Linked DNA regions of Homo sapiens: region 2 is linked to region 1. Evidence: chromatin loops called from intact Hi-C (ENCODE). Cell type or tissue: ascending aorta. All regions are shown on one strand. Links, peaks and the distances in the headings refer to the core of each region. The heading gives the core; the rest is flanking DNA.

The links. A loop is a pair of places that touch in the nucleus more often than their neighbours do. Peaks named below come from ENCODE experiments on the same cell type or tissue, not always from the same donor. Only the 100,000 strongest peaks of a DNase experiment are listed, where the experiment ranks them.
Region 2: a loop joins it to region 1, with 2.5 times the contacts of the local background. A loop is called at or near these places in 36 of 110 quality-filtered maps.

Annotation. Positions count from the first base shown.
Region 1 is chr9:83,325,861-83,342,217 of GRCh38, reverse strand. It overlaps FRMD3 (FERM domain containing 3), which reads left to right. Exons shown (of 14, transcript NM_174938.6): 6 at 6,579-6,702. Among named protein-coding and RNA genes, the nearest start is that of FRMD3-AS1, 110 kb to the right of the region's middle. In ascending aorta, for the core only: a CTCF peak has its summit at 7,794 (motif pointing left); a DNase peak (open chromatin) is centred at 7,787.
Region 2 is chr9:83,574,452-83,590,808 of GRCh38, reverse strand. It overlaps a transcript of FRMD3 not described here. Among named protein-coding and RNA genes, the nearest start is that of IDNK, 41 kb to the left of the region's middle. RefSeq lists a silencer at 2,301-2,595. In ascending aorta, for the core only: a CTCF peak has its summit at 7,467 (motif pointing left); a DNase peak (open chromatin) is centred at 7,448; H3K27ac peaks cover 534 bases.

The DNA.
Region 1 (16,357 bases), core at 2,871-10,870:
GGCCCAACACCCAAGTGAAAATGGCTCAGGTGTTCTGTTCCCCTGGGCCAGTTGAGAGGCAGCTGGAGGGACTCAGATGATCCAGCTGTTGGTAGCATGAACATTAATGACATGTTTATGAGAGAGAAGGCAGGCTGGGGGAAAGAGAGAGAGAGAGAGAGAGAGAGAGAGAGATGACTATGTCAATCTTCCAATGGATCTGGAATAACACAGGAGCTTCTGATGGGCCATTAGCTGGTCATCGGTTATGATCATCTGCCTACCACAACACTGAGCTTGTCACTGATTGAGAAACCTGTCATTCTCCTGGGGATTCCCCTGTGGCCCACCGCCCTCCCTGTGGGATGCTCTGTGCTGTGAAATAGTTCCTTTGATCCTGTTCTCAGTTGTGTTTGGTCTCTCTGAGAATTCCGAAATGGGTGTGTGTGTTGTTCTTCACCCCCTTCCCTGGGAACAGCTTCATCCTGGACAGCAGATTTTGGCAGAGGTGTTAAAACCCTTGGGTATTTTCCCATTTAAAGCACTATGGTTGATACTGTAATGGGAAACAGCCCCTTCACCGACACTGAAGTAGAGAATGTGTTTCTGAAAGCTGCCTCTCTTACCTTGGAGTGAAAGGACTGTAAATCCCATAGTTCCCTTCCTCCATGGTGAAGGCTGCACATCTTGAGTTAGGGTGCACTGTCTTAGGTAAGAGACAAGGGAATCGATACTAATCCAAGCAACAGACCAGCATATGAGGATTTCAGAATGCATTTAGGCATTAGTGAATTACCATCAATTCTCCAAGGACATGCTCAATATGGATCTATAATGGAAAGCTCGCCATCCTGTTTTCTGTTTGAAATAAAGCCACGGAGCCTCCATCCAGACGATCAGGGCCCTATTTTATCCCTCATTGCTATTATTACTGACCACACTCACACAGACACTGTGGAGAAAGTAGAGTGGGAAATGGACTGGCAGACCTCAAAAAGACCTTTTGGCTCTCAAATGCAGTGCTGTCTGTGGTCATTTATAGCAAATTCAGTAAAAGTGGTTCATAAAGGTCTGATTCTCGGGTGAGTACTTCGGCAGCACTGCAGGTCATTCACAAATACAGATATAGATGGGCATTTCAGAACTGCTTATTCTTACAGAGTAATAGGGAAGATGGAGTAAGTGATTAGCAATCTTATTCTTACAGAGTAATAGGGAAGATGGAGTAAGTGATTAGCAATCAGGAGGCACTGTCGCCCCTCATCGTCTTGTTTGCTAATGCTCTTTCAAGGAGTATGTTTTAAGCTTCAGTATATTCTGAGTTTATAAAAAACAGTCAATCAAGTTGGATGTGGTGGTGCACACCTGTAATTCCAGCTACTTGGGAGGCTGAGGCAGGAGGATTTCTTGAGGCCAGGAGTTTGATACTAGCCTGGGCAACATAGACAAGACCTTGTCTCCACAAGGAATACAAAACCAGTCAATCACCTGGAGTTTTGCTGCCTGTACATACTGAATCCAACGAGCATATTTAAGACATGCAATGCATTTTCTTTCATAATACAAATTGCAAAACAAACACAGAATCCTTGGGATCTATTTATATTCTTTCTTGGTAAAAATATCTTTCCTGTTCCTTTTACAAAACAACACCACAGAGGAATTCAACTTATCTCCTCTGCCTGGTATGTTCAACCCCTGTAGAAATCTTGACTCCTGCTGGATATTCAGAACTCAGTCCCGAAGTCACTTCCTCTGGTAAGTCTACCTGGACCACTCGAGCTAAAGCAGCTCCCTCCTGCACGTCATTCTTTCTCAGAGCCCTGTTGTGTTTTCTTGCAAACACTTAGATCTTGAGTTGTTTTTGGGCTTATTGTGCATTTCCTCTTATATAGAATCTAATTCCATGGGAGTAGGATCTGGGTGCTTTTTCACAGCACTCTTCCTGTGTCTGGCACACAGCAGGTTCTCCACTAAATATGTTAAATGAATCAGGGCACTTGCCTGAAATGAATCGGGGCACTTGCCTAAACTCCAGGTGATTGACAGGTTTTGTATTTTTTTGTAGGCAGGATCTCACTGTGTTACTCAGGGTGGTCTCAAACTCTGACCTCAAGCAATCCTCCTACCTCAGCCTCCCAAGTAACTGGGATTACAGGTGTGCACCACCACACCTGGCTTGATTGACTGTTTTTAATAAACTCAGAATATACTGAAGCTTCAAACTTGCCCTGATTAACCATGGTTAATTAAATTAGTCACAACCATTTAACGTTTAAATTTAACATTTCGTTAAATGACTGTGCCTGATTCATTTAACATTTAGTTAAATGATTGTGCCTGATTCATTTAACTATGGGAAAGACTGGTTGGCCGCCTGCTGGGATGGTATCACTACCTCATTCATTCATTTGTTCATGTGTTCTCCAAATACTTCCTGAGAAGTTGCTAGGGGGCCACATGGCAATACAAAGTTCCTGTGGGAAGATGGATAAGGAAACAGGCCATTGTGACCCTGCGTTGTTGGTTAGATGGAGGAACACACAGGCCCAGTCCCTGCTATGAGTGTCCCAGGAGGGCTCCTGACTTAGCAAGCATGGGTCAGGGAAAGCTCCTGAAGGAGTTGGCCCTGGAGCTAAAGGTCCTGCATCTCAAATTCTTTTGGAATGAGTCCTTTCCAAACCAGGGGAAAGCCTGTTGCTTTTTAGACTTACTGTTTCTGACCTTACTCACCCATTCACTTCAAACTCATTGGATTTTTCTCTTAGAATTGAATCCTTTTAGAAAAGTGCTAGAGCTGGTTTCAAACCGCAGGGCCTCCAGTTGTATGTCATTTGTCACGACTTCAACTTCCAAGTCATGAGCAGGAGGGAGAACCATGGCGGCTTACCCAACTCCTCTTGGTATGAATAGCTAGAAATCTTTATTCATTTTAAAAAACCTGCCTTCTGCTTAAGGAGAGGTCAGAGTTAAAGACAAGCTTTAGGGAATCAGAGCAGGGCCTGTGATGGGGACAGTGTTAATCTTGTCAGCAATCCGGTGCAGTCTTCACAGCATTTCTTCTCTAACTTTTCTAACATTTGCAGTGTGTAGCATTGCAAGTCTATAATATCTCACAAGATTTCCTGGAAAGAAAAGGGCACCCTGAAAAACGATGCCCTCCCTCACCAACCACTCTGCAAGCTGACATTTGCATTGAAGATGACCCAGTTTCATATTGGTGGTCCATTGTCCCATCACCTTTGGAAATTACCTATGGAAAATGGAAGCACTGGGATCGTCCATCTCCTAAATATTAATGCCTGTAGCTAGCTCACAGGGGCACAAGCGTGTATGTGTGTAAAGGTGGACATGTTACGTGTATTTCTTTTGGAACATAGGTTGAGTTAATCATCAGTTTATGGCCCACCTCTCATCATTGGTCCCTTTAGGCCCATGGATTGATTGATTGATTTCCCTTTTTCCATTATTCTCCATTTCCACTCCTAAGGGCAATGCTGGGTTCATATACATATCTTTGTCTTTGTATCCATCCTTATAAAATGATTAATATTGTTTTTTTGTGTCTATACTTCTAAATTTCATAAATTAAATGATGCTATAGAACTCATTGTATTCCCTCCTTCTTACGCTCAGAACACTGCTTTTGGGATCTGTCCATATTGCATACGTACATCTTATTTTGTTGATTTTAACTGTGACAGAGTGTCCCAAAGGGTGCGTCTTCCATGTTTTACTTATCTAGCTGTCCCACTAACAATAAACACCCAAGTTGCCTCCAACTTCTGACTATTATGATTAATGCTGTCATAAAAAAAACCTTGAACATATCCTTTTTTTGCACCTAGAGTTTTTCTAGGAAAAATGCCCAGAAATGGGATTGCTAGGTCATAATATTTGACTAAAAACTCCCACCTTGCTCTCTGGAGGAGCAACATGCATCTAGCACCCTTCAGCAGTGCACAAGTATTTTTGTTTTCTTGTGTCTCTGCCAACTTCCTAGTTTTATTGCCAATGTTATAGGTATAAAGTAACATCTTGTTTTGGTTTGCATATCTCTAATTATTCATGAGTTTGAGCATCTCTCCCTACACTGGCCCTTAGGGTTTCCCCTTCTTTGAATTGTCTGTTCATTATCCTTTGACCATTTCTCTATTGGTCTTCCTGTCCATTAAAAAATGATATGTAGGGATTTCTTCTTTATTCTAGATATTAGTCCTTGTCAGCTTTAGATTGTGAAGATATGTTCTTTCAAGTTGTCATCTCTCTATTACTTTGACTCTGATGTCCTTTATTAAACAGAAATAAATTTTAATTTTGGTATGATCAAATTAATCAATTTCCCCTTTGTGACTGAAAGTATTTTAGGTCTTATTTTAGAAGTCTTCCCTCGCTGTGGTATATGTTCTAGGTTGTTTTAAGAACTCTGTAATTTGAATTTTGTCCAGAAGCTTTAAAGAGCTTTGATTTCCTCCTGGTTATATACTTTTCCAGTCATTGGATGATGTGACAATGAAGGGACAGTGGATACAAATTACAGAGTTGGATGTAATTTTTCAGATGCACTCAAGGCATACTAATTTTTTTCTACTTCAAAGTCATATTGGTCATCAGGTTCTTCTAATACAATTTTCCCACTATCTTTAGTCTACTCTCCTGGGCCATATCTTTTGTTTCTTCCAGAGACACTTGCTTCTTCTGGCTCATATTCCTTAGCATGCTTGTGGAACCAATAGAAAGTATTCTTGATGCCAGACATCACCTTTGCCCCTCCATGCTGTGGTTCACACACCCATCTCTGCTTGGCCTTCTGGGTGCTCAGAGATGTGTAGGCATTTCTCTTTTTACCCTTGAAGATCCTCTGGAGGTGCCCTTTGTTAGTGTCAGCTGAAGAATCATGAAGTACATAAATTTGGAAAGAAGAGCTTTATTTCTCACAAAGGGTTGCAGCTTGCAGGGTGGCCATTCTGACAGGTGGGGAAACGTAGACTCTGGCCAGAAGCTGGAAACAAGCACTTCAAGGGTGGGAAGAATAAGACAAAGATTTATGCTGAATGGGGTGGCCAAGTATACGTATTCAACAGGTTATTATAGGGGCTGTGAATAGTCACAAAAGGAAGGCACAGGCATGCATAGTAGGCTAGCACATAAGCAACATGCATCCCATGTTCACTTTTGGGTGGAGACTTAACATTTAAATGTATTATCATTAGGGCCTATACAACAAAAGGTGAGGCAGAGGACACAAAGGCCCTCTGTGCACAGCCTCCATAGACTGGCCAGAACCACTTTGTAGTCAGTGGTCTCTTACCAGGAAGGAATGCTGATCAGTTACTGTGTCAAAACCACAAAAGGGAGGGGCAGCATCGGCAATTGGTTGATATCAGTGGTGCAGTCTTTCAGAAGGGCTGGTTTCTGTTTAACCCTTGGTGTAGGAAACCTAATAGCAATTAATGAGGGAGGGGGTATAATGAGGTCTGACCTCATCATGTCTGGGAACTCAGTTTTTAAGGGTTCTCTGGGGCCTCTTGGCCAAGTGGGGGCAATGTTCAGTCTGTTGGGGGGCTTAGGATTTTATTTTTATTTCTCATTAGACTCCAGCAACAACTTTAATCTAGTATGCTCTTCTGTTTTAGATGTATACTCCTTAATTTCAAGAGCAATCAATTTGTTTTTAAGTGCAATCCCGCTGGGTTCCTTCTAGTGATTTTTCAATGAATAAGCCACACCTGCATAAGCCTCAGAGCAGGCAGCTCCAGTCAGGGAATTCCTGACACAGAGAATATTAGCTGTGAATGGAACCCCGAGGAATGTCCACTGGTTTCCATCTAAAGGTGGTACCACCTCCTATCCTGGGGAGCATTTGGAAATACTGGGGCGGGGGCATTAAATTTTTAAAAAATGTAAAACATTTTAAATCAATAAACATTATATATATTTATGGTATACAACCTGATGTTTTGAAATATGTATGCATTGTGGAATGGCTAAACCGAGCTTTACATATACATTACCTCATATACTTATCATTTGTTTTGGTGGTGAGAACAATTAAAAGCTACCCTCTCAGGGATTTTTAAGTATACAATACGTTGTTTCTAATTATAGTCTCCATGTTGTACAATGCTCTCTTGAATGTATTCCTTCTATCTAACTGAAATCCTGTATTCTTTGACTAACTTCTGGGAGAGAGCAGTTTTGATGGTCACAGTGCCTGGGTCTGCTGCTAGCATCTAGTACCTGAAGGGTAGAGCTACTAAATGTCCTACAGTTCCTTAGAAAATCTGAAATAATAAAATTGTTCAGCCCTCAAAATGCCAATGGTGTCCCCACTGAAAAACAGTAATTTAAATCCTTTATTATACTGATAAAGAAGGCGAGACCCAGAGAAGATTCTCAAGATCCCAAGCTCACACAGCTCGATCTGAACTGGAATATGAGCCTCTAGACACTCAGGCTTTCTCTGGGTACAGATACATATTTTTGGGTGAGTTTATTCCAGCCTCTTCTTTTGGATGGCAGGAGGCACTCCATATGCACCCTGCTCATGTTATTGTTTTTAATCTTTCTCTGTCTCTTTATTTTTTCACTCATTACAGCTGAGCTTGGTGATTACGATCCTGATGAGCATCCTGAGAATTACATCAGTGAGTTTGAGATTTTCCCCAAGCAGTCACAGAAGCTGGAAAGAAAAATAGTGGAAATTCATAAAAATGAACTCAGGTAATTACTGAGTAGACATTTGTGAAAATGATAAAGGGGAGAAAATATTCTTACTGCAGGGAATGTGGAAATCACATCGTGAAGGAGGAATATTTGTAATGTATGGATAGGCTGTTTTGCGTGGCAGCGCAATTTTTCTGGGCACTGTCAAGGACACCCTGGTGTCCTCCGTCAATAACAATCTCAACAGTTTGGAGTCCTATGAGTGGCTGTTTATGATCCATCAGTAGTTATTAGATCCATGTATTTTCTTACACATATGGATTTCTAAACACCCTGAGCTTCTGAAAGTGGAATCTAAGGTAAATAAGTAAACCTTTCTGATTTGAATTTTGTGTTGCCTTTTTCCCACCGGTGGCCATAGCTGGAAGCATTGACTCCAAGTAGAATAGAATCCATTGGGAAGATTCCCTTTGCTGAGCTACTTTCAAGATGACAGATTTAGTGTCTGATCCTCTTTTTCTCACCTGCGATGCTTCAATGATAGCTGCACAGTAGCAGTGGTAGAAGCAAAATTGCATAGAGCATTCACCACGTTCCTAACACTGTTCTAAGCACTTTGCACATATTAACTCGTTTAATCTTCACAACAACCTAGGAGATAGGTTATTGTTATTCTCATATTACAGATGAGGGAACCGAGGCACAGAGAGGTTAAACAACCTACCCAAGGTCACGCAGCTAGTAAGTATCAGAGCTGGGATTTGAATTCTGGCAGTCTTGGTCTAGAGTCTGTGCCTTTATGCCCTGTGTGATGGTTACACTCTACATGGGCTGCTGGGAATCAAATGAAGTGTGTGTAGGGATCATTGCCAACTTGGAATTTAGGTAATTCAAGTAGTCTAGTCTGTAGCTAGAATTTAGATACTGTGCAAACTACAGAAAAAAAAATCATTTTGGTAATAGCAAGCATGGGCAGTGTTATGACAAGTGTTGATGAAAAACTGCAAGAACTGAGATGCTTCCATGTTCTAGGCCTCTGGTAAGTATAAAGAAAATTGCATCATTGGATTATGCATTCTGGAACAGACAACTGTCCCGGTGTGAGGAAATTGTTCTAGCTCCCTCCTTTATGCAGGCGCGCCCCCTACTGGTGAGTCTGGGAAGAGTATATGTGAGGGCATTCAAGGTGGCAGCTTATTTCAGCTGGGAAAATATGACGCTTAGTCTTAGAGATAAAGATGATTAGACATCAAAACATTGTACTACTTTCAGAAAGCAACAGGCCATCTATGTGGGTAATTTTAGAGTATTGTCTCCTAATGAAAAGCCTTGTTGAAGATACATGAAATTCTCACTACTCTTTTGCTATTTTGGAGACAAATGTACTAGAGGTAGAAATAAAGTTCGATATTTTTGTGGAGGGGTTTGTGGCAGAGCAGTGTTCCGGGGAGCACAGGGTGAGAATCCCTGGATGAAGGAGTTGCACCCACTGTTTGAATTGATAGGAGATGGGAATGGAAAGGTTTTCTATGCCCTGAATTTGCAGGGCCTCTAACGCTCAGAACATAGGATAATAATATACACTTATTGAGCATTTACTTACTAGATGCCAAAACATTGTGCTAAGAGCTTTAAGTGCATTATCCCACTCAGTTCTCCCAAACTCTATTAGATGGGCGCTATTGTTCTTTCTAGTGTGGGATGAGGAAAGTACAAGCTGAAGTGGTTAAAGGACTTGTGCTTTGTAAATAGTGGAGTCAGGACTTGAACCTTGGGTTACCTGGCTCAAGGTATGCCCATGCTCTTCTCCCTTTGTTGAGCGTTTAAAGGGAATCAGGTAGTCGGGTAGGTGTTTCACGGTGATCACCATGTCAGCGGTGCCTGAGGATGGAGAACCAGGGCAGGAGGGCCAGTTAGTAATTTCTGGTATTCAGACAAGAAACGGGAAGGACCTGAAAAAGAATAGGAGTAAAGGAAATTGAAAGAAGAGAGTCATGAGAGGCGTTGCAGCCAGACTTGGTGATCCACAATTTCATGAGAAAATGAGTGAATCACAGAAGATTCCAAGTTGTTTTATTAACATTCAGAAAGCTGTAGCTTGGACCCTGGGCCAGCACCTGAGCTTGTGGAGATCACTGAAAGTGGTCATCATGCACTCAGGGAAGACGGGGGTCATCAGTCACTCGCACTTTATAAATCTTGGAAGTAAGTTCTGTGGTTTGATCAAAGCTGCCATTCTATGGCACATGTGGTCCTGCACATTTGAAACATCCATTAAGCCTTTGTGAAGAGTTGGGAGTTGTATGCCTGAAGGATGAACCTGTCAGGAATCATATCACCTTGCAAGGACAGCTTCAGGGGCTATTTCCCTGTGTATTTTTGCTCATTCTAAGTAGTTCTGTATTTCATTCAGCATCAGTGCAGCAGAGAGATACTTTTGGTTTGGAGGGTAAGACAAGAAGAGCAGAAGAGGCTGACAGTGCAGAGGGAGAGGAGCTTTCTTGCGTCTGTTGGGAAACCTGCTACAGGGACTGAAGGTGCTCTGGGGGTGCCACCACCCCTTCATACACAGGTCAAGAAAGTGTTATCTGTCTTGTGTAAGGAATTGGGCCTTGGTTGAATTACTCTGCAAACCTGACCAAGCCAGGAAGGAGTCATGGATGGAGAAGACCTGTGCTTGGCTGCACCAAACCATGGCCATCCTGCTCTCCAGAGTCACCACAACACCCGTGACCCTCCCACTTAGCTAGGGATGGTGTGTGGCCATCGAACTGCTGTTCTGAAGACTTCCTGAGAGGATTCCAGTTGGCTTTTGTTGGGGTTTGAGGGACCCAATAAATAACCTCCTTCTTCCTTCCTGCTTTCTGAATCAGCTGAGAAATAAAACACAACAGGTGCTCAAATATTAGCAGAAATGATGATTTACAGGGAGATCAACATGTTTACCTCAGGAGGGGGTGGTTTCACAACCTTCTCCCAGCCTTTTTATTGATTAGGATTATTCTGCTCCTGTGATCTCTGAGAGAGGAAAAAAAGTCACCATTCTTGGCAGAAAATTAATGAGAGAGAAAAAAGAAATTTCCTCTCTGGGAGGCTACAGACTGCTTGAAGGTGGGACCAAGATGGCCTGATAGATAGGCAAGAATAACAGAGTTCTTTGGGGGATGGTGGGGGGAGAGAGAGAGAGAGAGAGAAAGAGAGAGAGAGAGACTGACTCTTCCTTGGAGTTTTAAGAAGACCAAGATTTTAAGAAGAATTTTCATGAACTAAATTAGATTGATGACTGAAGGTAAAAGTTCATGCTTGGATCAATGTTTCTTCTTCTGAGTCCTTCACTGTACTGGAGGATAGGGAGAAGCAACAGTCTTGCAAATATAGTAGCATGTTATAGTTATCGATCATCTCTATTTCAGTCAAGATCAGTTAGATTTTGCTGAGGAAACAAACACCCAATGCTCAGTGGCTTAGAGCAAGAAAGGCTTCTTCTTGACTCTGCTCTGTGCCCACCAGAGGCCAGCTGGGGGGCTCCGCCCACCATTGTCACTCAGGGAAGTCAGAAACTTGGATTTGCCAGATGTTGAGCCACAAGGAAAAGAGCCCTGGAAGGTCATGCTTCATTTCGGAAGTGATTCATAGCACTTCTGCTTACAACTCTCTGATCAGGACTCATCCCAAGATCTTACCCAGGATCAAGGAAATGCAATTCTATGGTGTTCAGAAGGTAATAGGAGCTGGAAACAGTGGGCACCCAGCCCTTAATGGCCCTCACAACTCATTGACTAATAGAGTTGTTTTTCTTTTTTTAATAGACTTTATTTTTTAAAAGAGATGTTTAGGTTTACAGCAAAATTGAAAGGAAGGCACAGAGATTTCCTCTATACCCCTTTCCCACACATGCATAGCCTCCCTCATTATCAATATCCTTCCTAGAGTGGTACATGTATTACAACCGATGAGCCTACATTGATACATTATAATCACTCATAGTTGATAGTTTACATTAGAGTTCACTCTTGGTGTACACTCTATGGGTTTGATGAATGTATAGTATCATTCCATTGCAATACCAATACCATTATAGTATCATACAGAGTAGTTTCCCTGTCCTAAAAATCATCCCTCCTTCTCCCCTAACCCCTGGCAACCGCTGATCTTTTTACTGTCTCTATAGCTTTTGCCTTACCCAGAATGTCATAGTTGGAATCATACAATGTGTAGTCTTTTCAGATTGGCTTCTTTCACTCAGTAATATGCATTTAAGTTTCCTCCATGTCTTTTCTTGGTTTAAGAGCTCATTTCCTTTTGGCATAAAATAATATTCCATTGTCTGTATGTATCATAATTTATCCATTTACCTGCTGAAAGACATCTTGGTTGCTTCCAAGTTTGAGCAATTATGAATAAGGCTGCTATAAATAACTGTGTGTAGGTTTTTGTGTAGACATAAGTTTTCAACTCATTTGGGTAAATACCAAACACCATGATTGCTCTATCATATGGTAAGAGTATGTTTAGTTTTATAAGAAACCACCACACTATTTTCCAAAGTGGCTGTAGCATTTCGCATTCCCACCAGCAGGGAATGAGAGTTCCTGTTGCTCCACATCCTTGCCAACATTTGGTGTTGTTAGTGTTCTGGATTTTGGTCATTCTAGCTAATAGAGTTGCATTTAGAAAGATTTTTATACAGGCATCTTTGGGCCTTTTAATATCATGTGAACTAGATGATATGGAGATGTGTCACTTACATAACCCACTGAGCCGAATGATTCTTCTAGGTAAGGGCTAGTTAAATATTTTTGGCTTTCTGGGTCATACGGTCTCTAGTGCAGTGACTCAGCTCTGTTTTGGTAAAGCAAAAGCAGATATAGACAATTCTTAAATGAGTGGGCCATGATTCAATAAAACTTTATTGACAACACAGGTGGCAGGCCACATTTGGCCTATGGGTCCTAGCTTGCTGACTCCTGTTCTAAACACATGGCAGACCAGGTATGGAATCAATTTCTACTTCACTCTCCTGCCTCTGTAGATAATTTTAAGTTATCAGGAGCCATATTTGTTTGTAAAACTATGTGTGAAAAATAATCTCTTGTAATTTTCAGACTTTAAGCTTGGTGTGCAGAGATGAGGACTGATTTAGAAATAGGTTATTCCTCCCTCTAGAGCCCTCTGGTGACTGGAGGAAGCCATTGCTGCAACCCCTGAGGACTTGATGGTCCTCTGTTTTTTTTGTTTTTTTTTTTTTGAGATGGAGTTTTGCGCACCGCAACCTCCACCTCCTGGGTTCAAGCAATTCTCCTGCCTCAGCCTCCGGAGTAGCTGGGACTACAGGCATGCGCCACCCTGCCGGGCTAATTTTGTATTTTTGGTAAAGACGGGGTTTCTCCATGTTGGTCAGGCTGGTCTCAAACTCCCAACCTCAGGTGATCCACCCGCCTCTGCCTCCCAAAGTGCTGGGATTATAGGTGTGAGCCACCATGCCTCGCCAGTCCTCTGTTCTTTTTGTCCCTCTTGGTTTCTGTTTTCCACAGCTTTAATCAAAGCCACCTGGGGTAAGAGGAAATACCCATTCCGTTAGTCCTGAGGGTGCTCGGAAGGGGTTTAAGATCAAGAATAAGATTGCTTTTACCATAAAGAACCCTGATAGACTTTGCTGGAGGTATTTCCTAGAGTTTCTACTCAGCTAGTCTTTTCTTCCTCTCATCACCAGTTCATCAGGTTTGTCATTAGAGACAGAGACATTTGCATTAACTTCAGTCATAGGTCATCAGCTTTTAAATATTCAAAAGGCTCAATTGGCAGTAAAGCAGTTTTGATGAAGTATATTCCTTGCCCTTGAAGAGCAGGAAAATCATCCAACTAGCCACACTATAATGATCCGGGGCAGTGAGGTTTGTGCTAGAAGCAAGAATGACACAGTGTGTTTTTTAAACAGAGTAATTATCTCTATTTCTTAAAGGTTATATTCTCTGTAAATCATGCGCCATGGCTATAGTTTAAAAAAATGGAGTTATCATTTTAAAAACGTCTAGGTTTCTAGAAACAAATACCCTGACATGAAAAATATCCTCTACCTTTGCTTCTGATGAATAGATCACAAGGGCCCTCTTAAGAAATGTTTTTGTCAGTTTTGAGAAGTGTGTTTATTGTGTAAAAAGAAGACAAGAAATAAATGTCTGGTTATTTTACAACCCCAATCTTTCTTAAGATGAGTTTTCTCTTTGTCATCGATCTCTCTCCCTGTATCATTTCCCTTCCCAAGTCCCTTCCAAACTCATAGAATCTCTCTCCCTGGTAGATTATCAAATCAATTTGCATTTTTTGTTGCTATTTGGTATAGCACCTTTCTTAGGAAGGGGGAAGATGGGATGATTTGGGATCAAATGCGTTCACTGTAAAAATGAAGTCCTGGCATTTTGTGGCCTAGGGTAAAGGACATTTCTAGGGAGGGATGGGCTGGGGCAAGTGGTGTGCATGTCCAAGCCATTCATGTTTTTTATACAGGTGAAATCTAGCTACGATGACCTTAAGGGGGAAAAAGCAATGTTACCAAAGTGCAATGTGGCCATGAAGAAGGAGAGAGGGTTATATTATTGAAAGTAGGAGTCAGCCATTACTTAATACATTGTCTGATTATATCTCACATGTGATTCTAACTTATGCATAGAGCTAAAGATTCTTTGAACTTTCAATGAGACTATAACAGTGAATTTATCCAGAGGATATTTATCCATCCTTCTATCCATTTATATTTCATCCATCCATCCATGCATCTTTCCATCCATCCATTCATACCACTAATATTTATCGAAGAGCAGCCTTTTGTGGGGCACTGTAGTAGTGTGGGATGGCCTAGCCCAGATTTTCGGCCATTTCATCCCCAAGCTGGGGTCTCCTTCATCATCCACACTCCCCTATGACCTCATGGTTTGAAAGATTTTATCTACAAAATAATTCATGAAGCAACAATTAATTTGCCTCCTAATTTTTATTAGTCAAAGACAGTTTTGACTATCATTTAGCGCCTTCGACTATCAAGAGGTCACTAGCCAACAGCAAAGAAATTTGACAGCCAATTTCTATGCTTAAGGGATCCTTGGAGTCCAAAGCAGTAGTTATAAAATGACAGTCCTTGGACTACACTGTGACCCAGATGTATGTAGTTTGAGCCAAATAATAGCTGTAAAAAATGGAACCAGTTGCCATAAAGTTCTGGCTTCAGTTGCGACTGGGGTTTTGGTCACATGGCTCCCTGACTTCTGTGTGGCAACACTCAGCAGCAGTGCCTCTTTAAAAGAATCCTTTGTCTCTGAATTGCCACCATCCCTGCTCTGCCAACTTACCTTCTCCTTCCATTGAGTTTGCAGCCACCATTTTTTTTTTTTTTTACAGATAAGGAAACAGAGTTCTGAGAAATTAACTTATCCAAGGCTACACAATTATGAAGCAATAGAACTTGACCTGAAATTTGAGTTTCCGTGCATTGTGCACTAATATCTTTCTAAGTTGCTGCTCTCCTATAAGCCTTGTCCCTGCATGGCCCCAGGGTGTTACCACTGTCTCTTTCATAGCGTGGCAGCTGTCCAAATTTGCAGCATTTTATCTAATGCTCTGCATAAAGATGGCTCCTAAAAGGATTTGCGAGAGATAATGTCCCTCTCTAAGTGAAAGATTGGAAATGACAGACTGGGAACTCTCATTTCCTTTCCATTTAGGATGTAGAAAGGCATGAGATATTGATCTCTCCTAACACCAAAATAACACCAACAAGCTGGCTAAATTACAAAATCATATTTTTTGAACCCATCTGAGAGCTGAAGATGCAAATCGATCTGAATGTATTAAAATCCAGAATGTCTTTCTTAGGAGAGTGGAAACGCATAGCTGCTTTCACTTCTGGTGGAGTGACAGGAAGAGAAGGATTACACCCTAGGTCAGGGCTAAGGGCAACTAGGCAAACTTTTAACCAGCATGAGAGCTGAGTGAAATCCCCTAGAGGCACTCCAGACCTTCAGCCTGGGTGGGGAAGCCCTTGCTGACGGCAGGAGGCAGGATGACAGGGAGGAGAAAAGTCTTCTAAAGTCCAGAGAGCCAGGGATGACACTGAAGAGCAAAGGAATCTCTCTCCAGCCCACATTCCACATGAATGCTATAAAGCATAGACAGCTCCCTGCAGTCGCTGAGTGCTAAAGTCCCAAGCCCTGCTGAAGGGCAAGTCTTGAGAGCACTCCCAAACATTTGAAGCCAGTGGTGTGGAAAATCTTTTATTCCAACAAAGCTAAATCTAAGTAAAGTTGCAACCAAGTTGCAGCAAAATGTAATCTAAGCCAAATTGAGAATTCTGTTTTTCAGAAGTAGAAGACCATTATGTTGGTCTTCTACACCATTACATTGCTCTTCTGCCCATAGGTTTCATTCTAGAGCTCCTAGGCTCAGATGGGTCAGAGGGAACCAGAACCACTCCCTTCCCTGCCAACTGTGTTCCAAGCAGTCCAGCTCATTGCTGGCAAGATCCACATCTTATTCCACAATTAATGTCCACTAATAATTGACATTTATTCCTGGGATGCTATCTGGTTTTGTACTGTATGTAATGGTATGCTAAAGGAGGATCAATAAAAGGGAAATTGTTCCTTTTTGTCTAAAAGTACTCAAAACTGGCAGAAGGGAGACATACAGCTAAATACACAATTACTTGACCTCATCTAATATATTAGAAAAGCCTATCTTTGGAGAATTGTTAGCTCTTTGAAAAGAAGTCAACTAATCACTGGTCTTTACCTTTAAATGTCTCATTAGAGACACTATTAATCTGAGTGGAACATTTCCTGATGCAATATTTGACGGACAGAAAATCATTATTTTCCATTACCAGAATTTTTGCCAGAAACAGATGCCCAGTGGGAGATTCAAGGAAAAAACCCCAACCTTTCTATTTAATTGATCTTAGTATCTTCCTGAAAAAATGGATCATTAAATGGTTTCTTCCTTGGTGAGTCTGGGCCTCAGGAGTCTCCAGTCCTATCAGGGTCCCTGCCTTTTCTCCTTTGGTTTTGATCTTTTTGCCTTCTCTGAGCATTTGCAGTTAGTTTTTCCCTGTGTATGACATTTTCAATTAAGTCTTTTAAATGCTTAGCCAGTGGAGATCTGAGGTTAAGCCCAAAGCAAATGATGCTTACTTGAGAATTATTTTAAAGATGGGCCTTTGGTTTGTTGTAAATATCTCGACATCCTGCTTGACATTCCCCTCAGCACAGTATTTCTGACTTCAGCCATATGTAGGGCTAGCAAGGGAGCACATGGTAGTCTGAGGGCAAGGACAGAACATACTGTGTGTTAAGCACTAGTGTAACAGATTCACATCTGTTACCTGCTTAATCTTTGCATCAAATCTTGGAGGTAGGTACTCTTTTTACAGAAACACCTTCATTTTTTAGAATCAAATAGACATGGCTTCCTGTGGTTTCACGTTCCTGTGTTCTGGACCCAGATCAGGGTTCAGAAAACCATTTTTTATACCCGGTCAACTAGCAAATATTTTAGGCTTTGTAGAACATACAGTCTTCATTGCAACTACTACTGTTGTAGCATGACAGCATGTGTAGACAATATGCAGATAAGTGGGTGTGATGATGTTCCAATAAAACTTTATTTATAGACACTGAAATTTGAATGTCATGTAATTGTCATGAGTCATGAAGTATTATTC
Region 2 (16,357 bases), core at 4,212-12,211, 250 kb before region 1:
TGACTGCCATGGTTGTAGAACTGCTTAATGAGGTTCTTCCCAGCCTGCCAGTCTATTGCATGGCTACTTCAAGGCTTTTGAGAGTTCCTGGTGCATCTGTCCTTTAAACAGCAATGGATGTCTTGAATCAGAAGTACATCTTATTTAGGCTGGGTGCGGTGGCTCACGCCTGTAATCCCAGCACTTTGGGAGGCTGAGGTGGGTGGATTACCTGATGTCAGAAGTTCAAAACCAGCCTGGTCAACATGGTGAAACCTTGTCTTTACTAAAAACACAAAAAATTAGCTGGGCGTGGTGGCGGGTGCCTGTAATCCCAGCTACTCAGCAGGCTGAGGCAGGAGAATCACTTGAACCTGGGAGGTGGAGTTTGTAGTGAGCCAAGATGGCACCATTGCACTCCAGCCTGGGCAACAAAAGTGAAATTCTGTCTCAAAAAAAAAGTATGTCTTGTTTATAATAATTTTATGGGTGGGAAAAATAAGATGGAAGTCAGAGGGTTTCCCAGGGTCATAGGGCAAGTCATTAAGTGATCACCATTTAAATTTAACTCAGTTCTTACACTTGGGTGTGAGGTGATGTATGCTGGGTGTAGCAAGCCATTCTTCACTTTTTAATTTGACAGAAAACTCACTTTATACATTTATCCTCAATTTTGTTTCTTGATTTAACTCCAGATTTTATCATATGACATTAAAAGCAGACATCCGAATGAAACTTATCTTTGTTTTAACTTCATACGCTACCTGGCTTCAAGCTATACTACCAGGCTACAGTAACCAAAACAGCATGGTACTGGTACCAAAACAGAGATATAGATCAATGGAACAGAACAGAGCCCTCAGAAATAATGCTGCATATCTACAACTATCTGATCTTTGACAAACCTGACAAAAACAAGCAATGGGGAAAGGATTCCCTACTTAATAAATGGTGCTGGGAAAACTGGCGAGCCATATGTAGAAAGCTGAAACTGGATCCGTTCCTTACACCTTATACAAAAATTAATTCAAGATGGATTAAAGACTTAAACGTTAGACCTAAAACCATAAAAACCCTAGAAGAAAACCTAGACATTACCATTCAGGACATAGGCATGGGCAAGGGCTTCATGTCTAAAATACCAAAAGCAATGGCAACAAAAGCCAAAATTGACAAATGAGATCTAATTAAACTAAAGAGCTCCTGCACAGCAAAAGAAACTACCATCAGAGTGAACAGGCAACCTACAAAATGGGAGAAGATTTTCGCATCCTACTCATCTGACAAAGGGCTAATATCCAGAATCTACAATGAACTCAAACTAATTTACAAGAAGAAAACAAACAACCCCATCAAAAAGTGGGTGAAGGATGTGAACAGACACTTCGCAAAAGAAGACATTTATGCAGCCAAAAAACACATGAAAAAATGCTCACCATCACAGGCCATCAGAGAAATGCAAATCAAAACCACAATGAGACACCGTCTCACACCAGTTAGAATGGCAATCATTAAAAAGTCAGGAAACAACAGGTGCTGGAGAGGATGTGGAGAAATAGGAACACTTTTACACTGTTGGTGGGACTGTAAACTAGTTCAACCCTTGTGGAAGTCAGTGTGGCGATTCCTCAGGGATCTAGAACTAGAAATACCATTTGACCCAGCCATCCCATTACTGGCTATATACCCAAAGGACTGTAAATCATGCTGCTATAAAGACACATGCACATGTATGTTTATTGCGGCACTATTCACAATAGCAAAGACTTGGAACCAACCCAAATGTCCAACAATGATAGACTGGATTAAGAAAATGTGACACATATACACCATGGAATACTATGCAGCCATAAAAAATGATGAGTTCATGTCCTTTGTAGGGACATGGATGAAATTGGAAATCATCATTCTCAGTAAACTATTGCAAGAACAAAAAACCAAACACCGCATATTCTCACTCATAGGTGGGAATTGAACAATGAGAACATATGGACACAGGTAGGGGAATATCACACTCTAGGGACTGTTGTGGGGTGGGGGGAGGGGGGAGGGATAGCTTTAGGAGATATACCTAATGCTAAATGACGAGTTAGTGGGTGCAGTGCACCAGCATGGCACATGTATACATATGTAACTAACCTGCACGTTGTGCACATGTACCCTAAAACTTAAAGTATAATAATTAAAAAAAAAAAACCATGGCATGGGAACCTCCCATTAGCATGGCCTTTAGGTTGGAAGGGAAAGGAAGAATCACTTAGCCAAGACTGAACAAAACATCAATCATTTGAAAAGATTGCTTGGCCTCTGATGAACTAGAAAAGAGTTGACTCACTAACCTATATTTCCCTCTGCTTACACTATTAACATGCTTTAGTGACACAGTCTGTTCAGTAATCTGGATCCTTAACATAAAACACTTCACTTGACATTTTTGCTTTTTTAGTTGCGTGTGGGAGGTACATTGTCATAAGCAGATTAGAACAAGGGAGTAGATGTTGAGAGAGAAGTTGAAAGAAAAAAAATTCTGTCTCACAAATGTGGTTCTGATTACATATTCAAGATGAACAATTACAGTTTTGGGGCAATCCTACTTAGGAAAAAGAATACCTAAGAATACTTATCCAAGTGAAAGTATTCTTTGTTCAAATCCTGAATATTTGTTTACCTCCAAGCTAGGTGATTATTTTTACTCTCACTGGTTGGATGTAAAATACTCCCTACTTCTCCTGAAAGGCTAGGGTGGGGATGGGACAGATTCCAAATGAAACCACCAGCTCCTTTCAACTTGACATCAGGATGTACGCTGGGCAAAAATTGTGAAAAAATAAGCTTGTCTTTCTTGCCTTTACTTTAAGAAAATTGTGATTAAATATAACATGAAATTTATCATCTTAACCATTTTGAGTGTACAGTTCAGTAGTGTTAAGTACATTCACATTGTTGTACAATCAATCTCCAGACTCTTTCATCTTGTAAAACTGAAACCCATTAAACAATTCTCCATTTCTCCATCCTTCCAACTACTGGCAACCACCCTTCTAGTTTCTGTGTCTGTAAATTTGACAACTTTAGATACTTCATATAAGTGGTACCTTACAGTGTTTGTCTTTTTGTGACTGGCTCATTTCATTTAGCAGAATGTCCTCAGTGTTCATCCATGTTGTCACATGTGTTAGAATTTCTTCCCTTTTTAAGGCTAAATAATATTCTCTCATATTATGTACCACATTTTGTTTATCCATTCATCTGTTGACGAACACTTGGGTTGCTTCCAGCTCTTGATGTGGGTGTGCAAACATCTGTTTTTTTTTTTTTTTTTTTTTTGAGATGGAGTCTTGCTCTGTCACCCAGGCTGGAGTGCAGTGGCACGATCTAGGCTCACTGGAACCTCCACTTCCCAGGTTCAAATGATTCTCCTGCCTCAGCCTCCTTAGTAGCTGGGACTACAGGCGCACACTACCATGCCCGGCCAATTTTTTGTATTTTTAGTAGAGACGGGGTTTCACCATGTTGGTCAGGCTGGTCTCCAACTTCTGACCTTATGTGATCCACCTGCCTTGGCCTCCCAAAGTGTTGGGATTACAGGCGTGAGCCACTGCACCCAGCTGCAAATATCTCTTTGCGAGCCTGCTTTTGATTATTTTGAGTATATACCTAGATGAGGGATTGCTAGATGATATGGTAATTTTATCTTTAGTGTTTTGAAGAACTGCCATATTGTTTTCCATAACAATGACACAATTTTACATACCCACCAGCAGAGCACAAGGGTTCCAGTTTCTCCATATCCTCACCAACACTTGTTATTTTTTTTCTGTTTTTAATAGTAGACATGCCAATGGGTGTAGGGTGATGTTGTGGTTTTGTTTTGCATTTTTCCATTGATTAGTGATATTGAACATCTTGTCATATGCTTGTTGGCTACTTGTATATAATCTTTGGAGTAATGCCTATTTAGCCTTTATTTTTTTGCACTCTTTATCTCATTGGGCTGCCTCCCTCATCCATATCCCTTCTTAATTATTTATGCCTTATATAGATCCTAAAAGAGGACTTGTGGCAGCTTCCAAGGATATGTATAAGAAGACAAAATAGTTGAGAAAATGGGATAAAAGAAAGCACAGTGAGGAAAATAAGATGAAGCCCAGGGGTAGGGTTAGGGCACAGAGCACATTTCAATAGCCCTCTTAAGTTGCTGTGGCTGCAGGTTCCCTAGCAGCTAGGGCAGAAGGGAAAACATAATAATTTGTTGTAAGGTAAACCCAAAAAGGCTTCTCAGGAGAGCACATCCCTTCCTGCCTCTGTGGCCTGAGAAGTTTTCCCCGCGGGACTGAGTGGGGGTTAGGACTTCAACAGATGAATTTTGGTAGGGGGGCACAATTCAGCCCATAACAGTTATTTTACTAAGAGGGGAGAGGTTGTTAAAATCTCCAACTTTTTTTTTTTTTTTTTGCACAGGTTAGAGTCCAGTGGCATGATCTTGGCTCACCGCAACCTCTGCCTCCCAGGTGCAAGTGATTCTCCTGCCTCAGGCTCCTGAGTCGCTGGGATTACAGGTACACACATACCACCACACCCGGCTAATTTTTGTATATTTAGTAGAGATTGGGTTTCACTCTGTTGGCCAGGCTGGTCTCAAACTTCTGACCTCAAGTGATCCACACATCTTGGCCTCCCAAAGTGTTGGGATTACAGTCGTGAGCCACCGCACCCAGCCAAAATCTCCAACTTTGATTGTGGATTTGTTTCTCTTTCTTTTCAGTTTGGTTGCTTTTGCTTTACATAATTTGAAGCTGTCATATTAAGTGCATACAAATTTAAGATTAAAAAAATCTTCCTGTGGACATTATTCTTTTATCATTAGGTAAGGTTCCTGTTTATCTCTTATTTTCCACTTGGGATATTCATTAGCCCTTTCTAAGGAGCCAACCTGAAGTATTTAGTTTCCCTGATTATGCTGTGCACTCATAAACTTAAAAAAAATCTAATTAGATAATACTTGTGTGGAATTTCTCTATTGTTTGGGATTACATTTGTGTGCATGTATCAGAAAACCAAAAAATAACAATAGCTTAGATAAGTTGGAAGTTTATTTCTAACTTGCATAAAGAGCTCTGAAAGTAGAAAGTTCTGTGGATGGTAGTTGCACATAATCATAGGAGACTCACGCTCCTGTCTCTCTGCCTCTCTACATAGCGTTTCTTGGCCCAAGATGGCTGCTTGGAGCTCCAGCCATCAAGTCTGTATTCCAGGCAGCAGGAAGGAAGAAGAGAGGTGAGTATAAGCTCAATGCTGCTTACACTCCATTGGTCAAAATTTAGATGCATAGCCACAGCCAACTCCAAAGGATCCTGGGAAATGCACTCTTTATAGGTAGCAATGTGCCCAGGTAAAAAGCGGGATTCTGTGAATAGAGAGGAAGAAACAATGAATGTCAGATTAGGCAAATAAGAGTTTCTATTACTGCATTATATATAGAGTTTCTTCCAAGACTGCCCCCTTACTGGTTGGGTTCTTTGGATCCTTAAGCCTTTGGTCCTGGCTGCTCGCTTTGCTGCAGGAAGCACCTTGTTCCTCCTGGCTGAGTGGGCTCCATTTCATATGGAATGAGGCTGAGCTCTGGCGGTGGCATCCTGCAGGGCTGCCCTGGAGGTTTCCTGGCTCCCTCACAATCCTGCTGTGTCTTCCAGGCTGCTGCCACCGCCCACAAAGTTTACAACCCAGACATAGCAGGACTCAGGGTTTGCCAGTCTCCCCGAGAGGCTCCAAATGAGAGAAGTGATGTTCCTAAGGTTTTAATGAGGCTCTAGTTTAAGAAACCTCAGACTTAAACGAAAGGTGAATTGAAATGCTTTATTCTTGTTCCCTGCCTCTGTCTTTCATGTCTTTCAAGCCCCTGTGAGGCTTTATTTACTTAATTCAATAATAGAAGTCTATTATAATGAATAGAGCTAACACTGCGTGACACCTCATTTGTCCTATTATCGATCCATTTCACGGATCAGACAGCTGTTGCACAGAGAGATCAAGTCCCACAGCAATGAGTGCAGAATCTGGACTAGAACCCAGGCATTTGGGCTCCTGAGCCTGCCTTATTCCCTGAGAGGAGTGCTGGCTCTTCCTCTTATTGTTTCTCAAGGAGAATTACAAGAGGTGTGGCACAATTTTAAAAGCAAAGTGAAATTTGCTTGAAATCTCATAAGACACAGGTTTCAAGAAACAAAACTTTCTGTCCATGACAAAGTTCTTTATGGAAGAAGATGAGTGGCTGAAAGGGGAGGTGAGAGATGGAGTGACAATACCAACACCCCCTTCGCTGGACTTCCTCACTCTAAAATTAACGGGGATGAAAGAGTGAAGGCTAGGAAGGAGGCTGATTGGATGTGGAGGGAATATAAGAAGTTAAAATGCTCCTGAATGAGACAGGGAAAAGAGGAGTAAGACAAGGAGGAGGAGGAGGAGGAGATAATCGGGGGAGGTTAAGAGACTCATTTTACCTTATTTATTTTATTTTTTTGAGATGGAGTCTTGCTCTGTCACCAGACTGGAGTGCAGTGGTGCGATCTTAGCTCACTGCAGCCTCCATCTCCCAGGTCCCGAGTAGCTGGGACTACAGGTGTGCGCCACCATGCCCAGCTAATTTTTTTGTATTTTTAGTAGAGATGGGGTTTCACCATGTTGGCCAAGATGGTCTCGATCTCTTGACCTCGTGATCCACCCGCCTTGGCCTTCCAAAATGCTGGGATTACAGGCATGAGCCACCACGCCCGGCCAAGAGACTTATTTTAAACAGAGCCTGTGGAGCCAAACACTTGGAAGTCAGGCAGAAGAGGAATCACTATCGAAGGAGGCTGAAGAGGCAAGGCCAGAGAGGCAGGAGGAAAACCAGGATCAGGTGGGTTCAGGGAAGACAAGAAAGAGTTTCCACTGGCTGCAGTGGCTCATGTTTGTAATTTCAGCACTTCAGAGGCAGGAAGATTACCTCAGCCCAGGAGTTTGAGAGCAGCCTGGGCAACATAGTGAGACCCCATCTCTACAAAAAATACAAAAATCAGCTGGCCGTGGTGGCATGCACCTGTAGTCCCAGCTACTTGGGAGGCTGAGGTGGGAGGATTGCTTGAGCCTGGGATGTCGAGGCTGCAGTGAGCCATGATTGGGCCACCACACTCCGGCCTGGGCTACAGAGTGAGACCCTGTCTCAAAAATTTTTTTTTCAACAAGGGATTGTATCTAATGCAAGGGATTATATCTAATTTAGATTATATCTAAAGCAAGATGTAAATTGAAGTGTGTCTGATGGATCTGGTAATGTAATTTTAATTATACTTTGAGTAAAATGGTAAATATGTACTTTCCTTTGGAAAAAATATAATAGAAATGTGGCTAGTACGGTATTGTGAGAAAATGGGGCTGGCAGGGGGAAGGCTTTTGCATTACAAATTGCTGATGGTATTGCTAGAAAGGGCTTCTACCCCTCCCTCTGCTGGCAGGAATGGGACATGTCTGGTTCTATGTTGAGGGGAATCAAGTGTGAGTAGCGAGATGTTCTTAACACTGAAGTTTTCCAAAATGAAATGTAGTCAGCATGTTATTTTTTTGAAGCAACTTAAATTTTTACCAGGACAAATTTTTGTGCAGAAAAGCCAGTAAAAATAAGAAATAATAGTTTCTCTAAAGCGAATTCTCAAAAATAGAAGAGATTGGAAAGCTATGGAATAATTTGGGATGGAAAATATTACTCTTGGCTCTGGAAATGAGTTGTAAGTCATGGTTGGTGAAGATCTTAAATATCATCTGGAGAGGACTTGTGTTTAGTGGAATAAGTTCAGTTTTTAAAACATTGATTCATTATGAGTGAGACGTGCTCCATGTTCAAGAGGCTATAGGCTTATCGATCCCAAATTGCAACGTCTCTTACAACTTGAAACTGATTATCTGGATCTGTTTGAAAAATTTCCCCAGGTGCTTCATTAATTGTACCTGATCTCAAATCTAGGCCAAAAATGGTACTTCAATTTGAGAACAGAGTCACTGACACCATAAATAATGTTTGGGAACCTCTCCAAATGCTAATTCCAGGGCTTTGAAGTAAAAATATAGCATCTCACCAATATTTCATTTTTCTTCTAAATTTGCATTAAACTTATTACCAAGGACATACAAAGTGAGTAACTTTTTGTTATGTTTTTGCTTGTTTAGGTTAACAGATTCTGCTATGGAGAGTTTTATACCTCATCCAAGATTGTAGTTAGAGCACACTGTTGTATGTGCAAGTTGGTGATTTGAAATTATTCCAATATAATGGGAGTTACTACCTTTTCTTACCCCAAGAATTTAAAATAAAAAGACCACTCTTTATTAAATTATCCACAGTAAAACAGATACTAGGTTCCCTAATAAATCAAGTTTAAGAGCAAATATACTCTAAATCCTTTTAAACTAAATAGTATCACTTTAATGAACTAAATTTAAGAATTGGAAGTTCTCTTGAAAATCCACTGAATATCTTTTCACTAAACCTGGAATTCTTCCAATTGCAACATTTTCTGATCTGGGTATTTCTCAAGACTTGATTAAGATATTGCTTTTCGGCTGGATGCAGTGACTCATACCTGCAATCCCAGGGCTTTGGGAGGTTGAGGTGGGAGGATCACTTGAGCCCAGGAGTTCCAGTCTTTATGGGCTATGATTGTGCCACTGTACTCCAGCTGGGGTGACAGAGTGAGATCCTGTCTCTAAAGAAAAAAAAAGAGATTACTTTTTATTACTTATGACAACCTTTTGAGGTATAATTCTTATATCATACAATTAACAGTGTATAATTCAATGGTTTTAGTATATTCACAGAGTTACGCAAGCATCGCTGCCATCAAGTTTAGAACATTTTCATCATTCTAACATGAAACCATGTACCCATCACTCCCCATTTCTCCCCAACCACTCTGCCGGCTATTTTGGACATTTCACATAAAAGAATTCATACACTATGTGGTCTTTTGGGATTAATTTCTTTCACTTAGCATAACTACACACTTCATTTTTTTATTGCAAAATAATATGCTATTGTATGAATATGCCACATTTTATTTATTCATTAATCCGCTGACGAACATTTGGGTTGTTTCCACTTTTTGTGTGTGGCTATTTTGAATGCTTCTATGAACATTTGTATACAAATTTTTGTGTGGACATACATTTTTGCTTTTGTTGGACATATACCTAGGAATGGAATTATTGAATCATATGGTAAGTCTGTGTTTAACCTTTTGGGGAAGTGCCACACATTTTCTCAAAGCAGCCACACCATTTTACATTCCCATCAACAGTGTATTAGGGTTCCAATCACTCCACATCCTTGACAATACTTGTTATTATCTGCCTGATTATAGCCTTCCCAGTGGATGTGAAGTGGATCTTGTGGTTTTGATTTGCATTTCCTCAATGATTACGGAAGTTGAGCATCTCTTCATGTGCTTATTGGTCATTTGTGTATCTTTGGAGGACTGTCTATTCAAATCCTTTGCCTGTTTTAAAACTGGGTTGCCCTTTTATTATTGAGTTGTAAGAGTTCTTTATATACTTGGTATACAATTTCCTTAACGGGGTGTAATTTGCAAATATTTTCTCCCATTCTGTGGGTTTTTTTCACTTTTTGGATGGTGTTCACTGAAGCACAAAAGTTAAATTGTTTTAGCATTTTAAAATTTATTTTATTTATTTAACATTTCATCTTTAAAAAGTAAACCTTTAATATGAAAATTTTCAAACAAACATGAGACAATATAATGAATCTCCTTGTTTTTAGCACCCAGCCTCAACAATTTGCTGTTCTTGTTTGATCTAGCCTCCCTCTCCACAACACTTTTATTTTCCATTATGCTTTGTTTTCTTCTGAAGTTTTTTTCATTTAAAAAAATTAGTATTATTTTTAATTGACAAATCATAACTGTATACATTCATGGGGTACATTGTGGTATTTTGATATATGTATATAATGTGAAATGATTAAATCAAACTAGTTAACATAACCATCACCTTACTTGATATTTTTTGTGGCAATACATTTGAGATTTCTTCCCTTGGTTATTTTGAAGTATACGTTATTGACTGTAGTCACTCTTCTGTGTAGTAGATCTCAAAACTTATTGTTCCTGTCTAGCTGAAACTTTGTACCCTTTGGCCAATAATTCCCCGTTCATTCTCTTGATCCCCATACTCCCAGGTTCTGGTGCCATCATTCTGCTTTCTACTGCTATGAATTCAACTTTTTAAAGATTCCATATATAAGTGAGATCACGAGGTACGTGTTTTTCTGTGCCTGGCTTATTTCACTTAGTATACTGTCCTCCAGATTTATCCATGTTGTTTCAAGTGACAGAATTGCCTTCTTTTTACAGACTGAATAGTATTCCATTGTCTGGACATACATTATCTTTATTCATTTATCTGTTAGTGAACACAGGTTGATTCCTTATCTTGGCTATTGGGAGTATGGGAGTACAGATATCCTTTTGATACAATGATTTCAATTCCTTTGAATATGTTCCCAGAAATGAGAGTACCGGATTGTACAGAGTTCTACTTTTACTTTTTTGAGCAACCTACACACAATTTTTTCATGATGGCTATACCAATTTACATTTCCACCAACAGCATACATGGGTTCCCTTTTCTCAGCATCCTCACCAACACTTGTTATCTTTTCTCTTTTTGATAAAAGCCATTCTAACAAGGGTGGCATGATATCTCATTATGGTTTTAATTTTTATTTCCCTGATAATTAGTGACATTGGGCATTTTCTTCATGGCCCTGTTGGCCATTCGTATGTCTTCTTTTGAGAAGGGCCTATTCAGATTCTTTACCTATTTTTAAATTGGGCTATTTGTTTTTCTTACTATTGAGAAATTCACTATTTGAGTTTCTTATATATTTTAAATATTAAGCTTTATCAGGTATATAGTTGCATAGTTGCAAAGATGTCTCTTCACCTTGTTAATTGTTTCTTTTGCTGTGTCAAAGCTTTTTAGTTTGATACAATTACATTTGTCTATTTTTGCCTTTGTGGCCTGAGCTTTCAGGGCCATATCCAAAAAACCATTGCGCCCAGGCTAATGTTGTGGAGATTTCTGCCTATGCTTTTGTCTAGTAGTTTTACAGTTCCAGGTTTTATGTTTAAGTCTTTAATTCATTTTGAGTTGTTTTTGGTTCATGGTGTCAGATAAGTTTCTAATTTTATTCTTTTGCATGTGGATATCTAGTTTTCCCAGCACCATTTGTTGAAGAGGTCATCCTTTCTCCATTGTGTGTTCTTGGAACCTTTGTCAAAAATCAATTGACTGTATATGTGTGGGTTTATTTACAGTCTTTCTATTCTCTTCCGTTGGTTGATGTGTCTGTTTTTATGCCATTACCATGCTGTTTTGATTACAATAGCTTTATAACATACTATGAAATCAGGGAGTGTGATGTCTCCAGCTTTGTTCTTTTGTAGTTCCACATGAATTTAAGGATTTTTTTTTTTTTTACATTTCTCTGAAAGCTGACATTGGAATTTTCATAGAGATTACATTGAATCTATAGACAATTTTGGGTAGTATAGGCATTTTAAACAATATTAATTCTTTAGCTTCATGAACATGGAATATCTTTCATTTGTTTGTGTTTCCTCCTATTATTTCATCAGTGATTTGTAGTTTCCAGTACAGAGGTCTTTCATCTCCTTGGTTAAATTTACCCCTAAGGTTTAAATTTTTTTCTTGTTACTATTGTAAATGTAATTGTTTCCTTTTTGAATAGTTTGTTATTAGTGTTTAGAAATGCTACTAATTTTCATATGTTGTTTTTGTATCCTGCAACTTTACTAAATCTGTTTATCAGGTCTAGCAGTTTTTTGGTGGAATCTTTGGGATTTTCTATATATATGATCATGTCATCAGCAAACAGAGAAAATTTTACTTTTTTCTTTTCTATTTGGATGCCTTTTATTTCTTTCTCTTGCCTAATTGCTCTGGCTAGGACTTCCAGTATTATGTTGAAAAGAAATGATGAGAGTGGGCATCCCTGTGTTGTCCCTGAACTCAGAGGAAAATCTTTCAATTTTTTACTGTTGAGTACTATGTTAGCTATGTGACCTTTATTGTGTTGAAGTCCATTTCTTCTGTACCTAATCTGTTAAGAGTTCTGTTTTTTTACCATGAAAGAGTGTTGAATTTTATCAAATGATTTTTCTGCATTTATTGAGATGATCAGATGATTTTTATACTTCATTTTGTAAATGTGGTATATCACATTTATAGATTTGTGTATATTGAACCATCCTTGCATCCCTGGGATAAATCTCACTTGGTCATGGTGAATGATTGTTTTGATATGTGATTGAATTTCCTAGTATTTTGTTGAGGATTTTTCCATCTATGTTCATCAGGGATATTGACCTATAGTTTTTTTCTCTTGTACTATCCTTGTCTGACGTTGGTATCTGGGTAATGCTGGCCTCATAAAATGAATTTCGAAGTGTTCCCTCCAGTTCAATTTTATAGAAGCATTTGAGAAGGATTAGTATTAGTTCTTCTTTAAATGTTTGGTAGAATTTAGCTGTGAAGCCATTTGGTCCTGGGCTTTTCTTTGATGAGGTAATTTTTTATTACGGATTCAGCTCCTTACTCATTATTGGTCTGTTCAGATTTTTTTTTTATTTCTTCATAGTTCAATGTTGGCAGGCCGTTTGTGTCTAGAAATTTATCTATTTCTTCTAGATTATCCAATTTGTTAGCATATGAGTGTTCACAGTAATTTTCTTTGATCCTTTGCATTTCTTTGCTATCTGTTGTAATGTTTCCTCTTTCATTTCTAATTTTATTTATTTTAATCTTCTCTCTTTTTTTCCTAGTTAGCCTAAGAGTTTGTCAATTTTATCTTTTAAAAATGCAACTCTTATTGTCATTAATTTTTTTGTCTATTATTTTCTGGTCTCCATTTATTTCTGCTCTGATCTTTGTTATTTCCTTCCTTCAGCCCAATTTGGACTCAGTTTGTTCTTCTTTTTCTAGTTGCTTGAAGATTGTTTATTTGAGATCTCTCTTCTTGTTTGGTATAGGCGTTTGTTGCTATAAAAACAATAAAGTCCAGTTCTTTTCCCCCTTTGTTGCTTGTGCTTTTTGTGTCATATCCAAGAAGGCTTTGTCTAACCCAAGATCACAGAGATTTCTACCTATGTTTTCTCCGAAGAGTTTTATAGTTTTAACTTTTGCATTTAGGTCTATGATCCACTTGGAGTGTTTGTATATATGGTGAGGAATGGGTCCAACTTTATTTTTGTGTAGATAGATATCCAGTGGTCACAGCACTGTTAGTTAAAAAGACCATTCTTTCCCTCATCGAATTGTCTTGACGTTCTGTTGAAATCAGTTGACCATAAATGTGAAGGTTTATATGTGAACTTTGATTCTATTCTATGGATCTACATGTCTATTCTTATGCCAGTACCTACACTGTCTTATTTACTATTGCTTTTATGAAATTGGAAAGTGTGCATCCTACAACTTTATTTGTAAGATGATTTTGGCTGCTCTGGGTCCTTTATATTTCCATATGTATTTTAGAATTTTGCCAGTTTCTGGAAAAAAAAAGTCAGCTGGGCTTTTGATAGGGATTGTACTCAATCTATAGATCAATTTGAGGGTATTGCCATCTTAATAATATTCTTCCAATATATCAACATGGGATAATATGTCTTTCTATTTATTTAGGCTTTTAATTTCTTTTAGCAATGTTTTTTACTTTTAAGAATTTGTAGTTGTTTTAAAAAGAAGTATTTTATTTTTTGATACTATTGTGAATGAAACTGTGTTCTTAAATGTTTAGATTTTCATTCCTAGCATAGAGAAATACAATCGATAGTGCATATTTTGTATATTAAGCTGGCAACCTTGCTGAACTTGTTGATTAGTTCTAATAGATTTTTTAGTGGATTCATTAGGATTTTCTGTATATAAAATCATGTCAAAATAGAGGTAGTTTTATTTCCTTATTTCCAATCTGGGTGCCCTTTATTATTTTTTTCTTGCCCAATTACCTTGGCTATAAACTCCTGTACAATGTTAAATAGAAGTGGTAAGAATGGACATCCTTATCTTATTATTGATCATGGGGGAGAGTATTTAATCTTTTACTATTAAGATGGACACATAGAGGGGAATAACATACACTTGGGCCTGTTGGAGGATAAAGGGTTGGAGGAGGGAGAGGATCAGGAAAAATAACTCGTGGGTAGTAGGCTTAATACCTGGGTGATGAATTAATATGTACAACAAACACCATGACACAAGTTTACCTGTATAACATACCTGCACATGTACACTTGAACTTAAATAAAAGTTAACAAAAAGTATGATGTTAGCTGTGGGCTTTCTTGTAGATACTTTTTATTAGGTGAAGGAAGTTCCCTTTTGTTCCTGGTTTCCTGAGTAGTTTTACCATGGTAAAATGTAGAGTTCGACAATTTTTTTTTTTGCAACTATTGAGATGATCATATGGTTTTGTCTTTTATTATGTTGATGTGGTATATTACATTAACTGATTTTTGGCTACAAAACCAATCTTGCCCTCCTGGGATTAATTCTACTTGGCCATGGTGATTAATCCTTGTGTATGTTGTTGGATTTGTTTGCTAGTATTTCGTTCAGGATTTTTTTGTCTATAACTGTAAGAGGTATTGATCTGTAATTTTCTTTTCTTATGATGTCTTTGTCTGGCTTTTAGAAAATTTTTTATTTTTTTTTTGTAGAGATGAGGTCTTGCTATATTGCCCAAACTCCTGGCTTCGAGTGATCCTCCCGCCTTGGCCTTCCAAAGCACTGAGATTATAGGCATGAGCCAATGTGCCTGGCTTGTCTGGCTTTGATATCAGGGTAATGCTGGCCCAATAGAATTAGTTGAAAAGAATTCCCTACTTTTCTATTTTCTAGAAGAGTATGTGAAAAATTGGTATTAATTCTTCCTTAAACATTTGAAGGAATTCATCAACGAAGCTATCTGAGCCTGTACTTTTCCTCGTCGGAAGTTTAAAAGCTAGTAATTCAATCTCTTTATTTGTTATAGGTTTATTCAGATTTGTCTATTTCTTCTTTAGTCAGTTTCAGTAGTTCACATCTTTTTAGGAATTTATTTGACCTAAGTTATCCAATTCACTGGCATACAGTTTTGTGTGTTTATTGAACAAGTATATCCCCTCTTAATATGAGAACTCTCCCACCTCCATTCTCCATAGTTTATAGTGGGAGAATTCCCTAGTCACATTTATAAGGAGTGAGCTGGGCTTCCTAACTACCATTGATTGATCCATCTGACCAACTGGGGGTTGAGAAAGAGCTGCTTTTCCTCCAGTCACATGGGCCAGTAACCCATTAACTCAGAAGCTCTCAGAAGCCACATTTGACATCATGTTGCCTGAAAAATAGAGAAAACCATTCTGCAGCAAGAGGTATCAGTGAAGCTGACTGGAAGAGTACATATGGGAGGCAGAGGTTTGATTAGGACTAAACCCCTCGTTCTAGTTCATTATCGAAATTGGGTTTCATTCCTGCTAATAGTTTCACTCTCTCGCAGCCTTCTTTTTTTTCCCTTAAGTTCTTTGAGAGGATGTCTTTCAAATACAACTAATAGAATCTTGACTAATAGAGAGCTTGGTCCTAGGGAGCAGGCATTGTGAGTAACAGAACTTAAGGGATGATTTCAACTTGAGGCAGCAAGGCTGCATTCTGTGTTTTCAGGGTGATGTTGCAGTCAGTGGCGAGCTTCAGTCCCAGGAGCCTGGATGAAAGTAGACACAGAACGAGAGATCAAGGATGCAACAAGGAAGAAACATCTTCCCTGTTAGTACCCAGTGAACTGAGACTGGGCTAGAAAATCACATCTGGTAAGTAATAACAGCTGGACTCTCTGTTATTCCCCATCTCTAAAACTAAGATTGAGGTTTTTATGGGGAAGTTGGAGAATCAACAATTAGAAAGGAAAATCTTAGAGGTCCTGGGTTTCCTGATACCCCTTTTTCTAGGTCCTCTGTTGGACTAAGGGATGCAGCTTCCTGGACCAAAATAGAGCCTTAGGTACAGAGACAATCAGCCAGTGTAATCTGAGAGAAAGCCACCTTGCTAACCTACCCCACATTCTATTAATAGTTTCCCACGTGTGGCCCCAAACCAAGGTCCTTAAATAGATACAAAGAAGGTGAGAAAATTCCTCAGTGTTTCTGCTAAGAAACAAGCTGCATGGTCATGGCCTTGTCCCTGGAGTACCATTTAGCAGACCTAGGACTTTAAAGGTGATGAAAAGATTTGTGTCATGGAGTACTATTAAATGGAGTTCTTCTCGAAT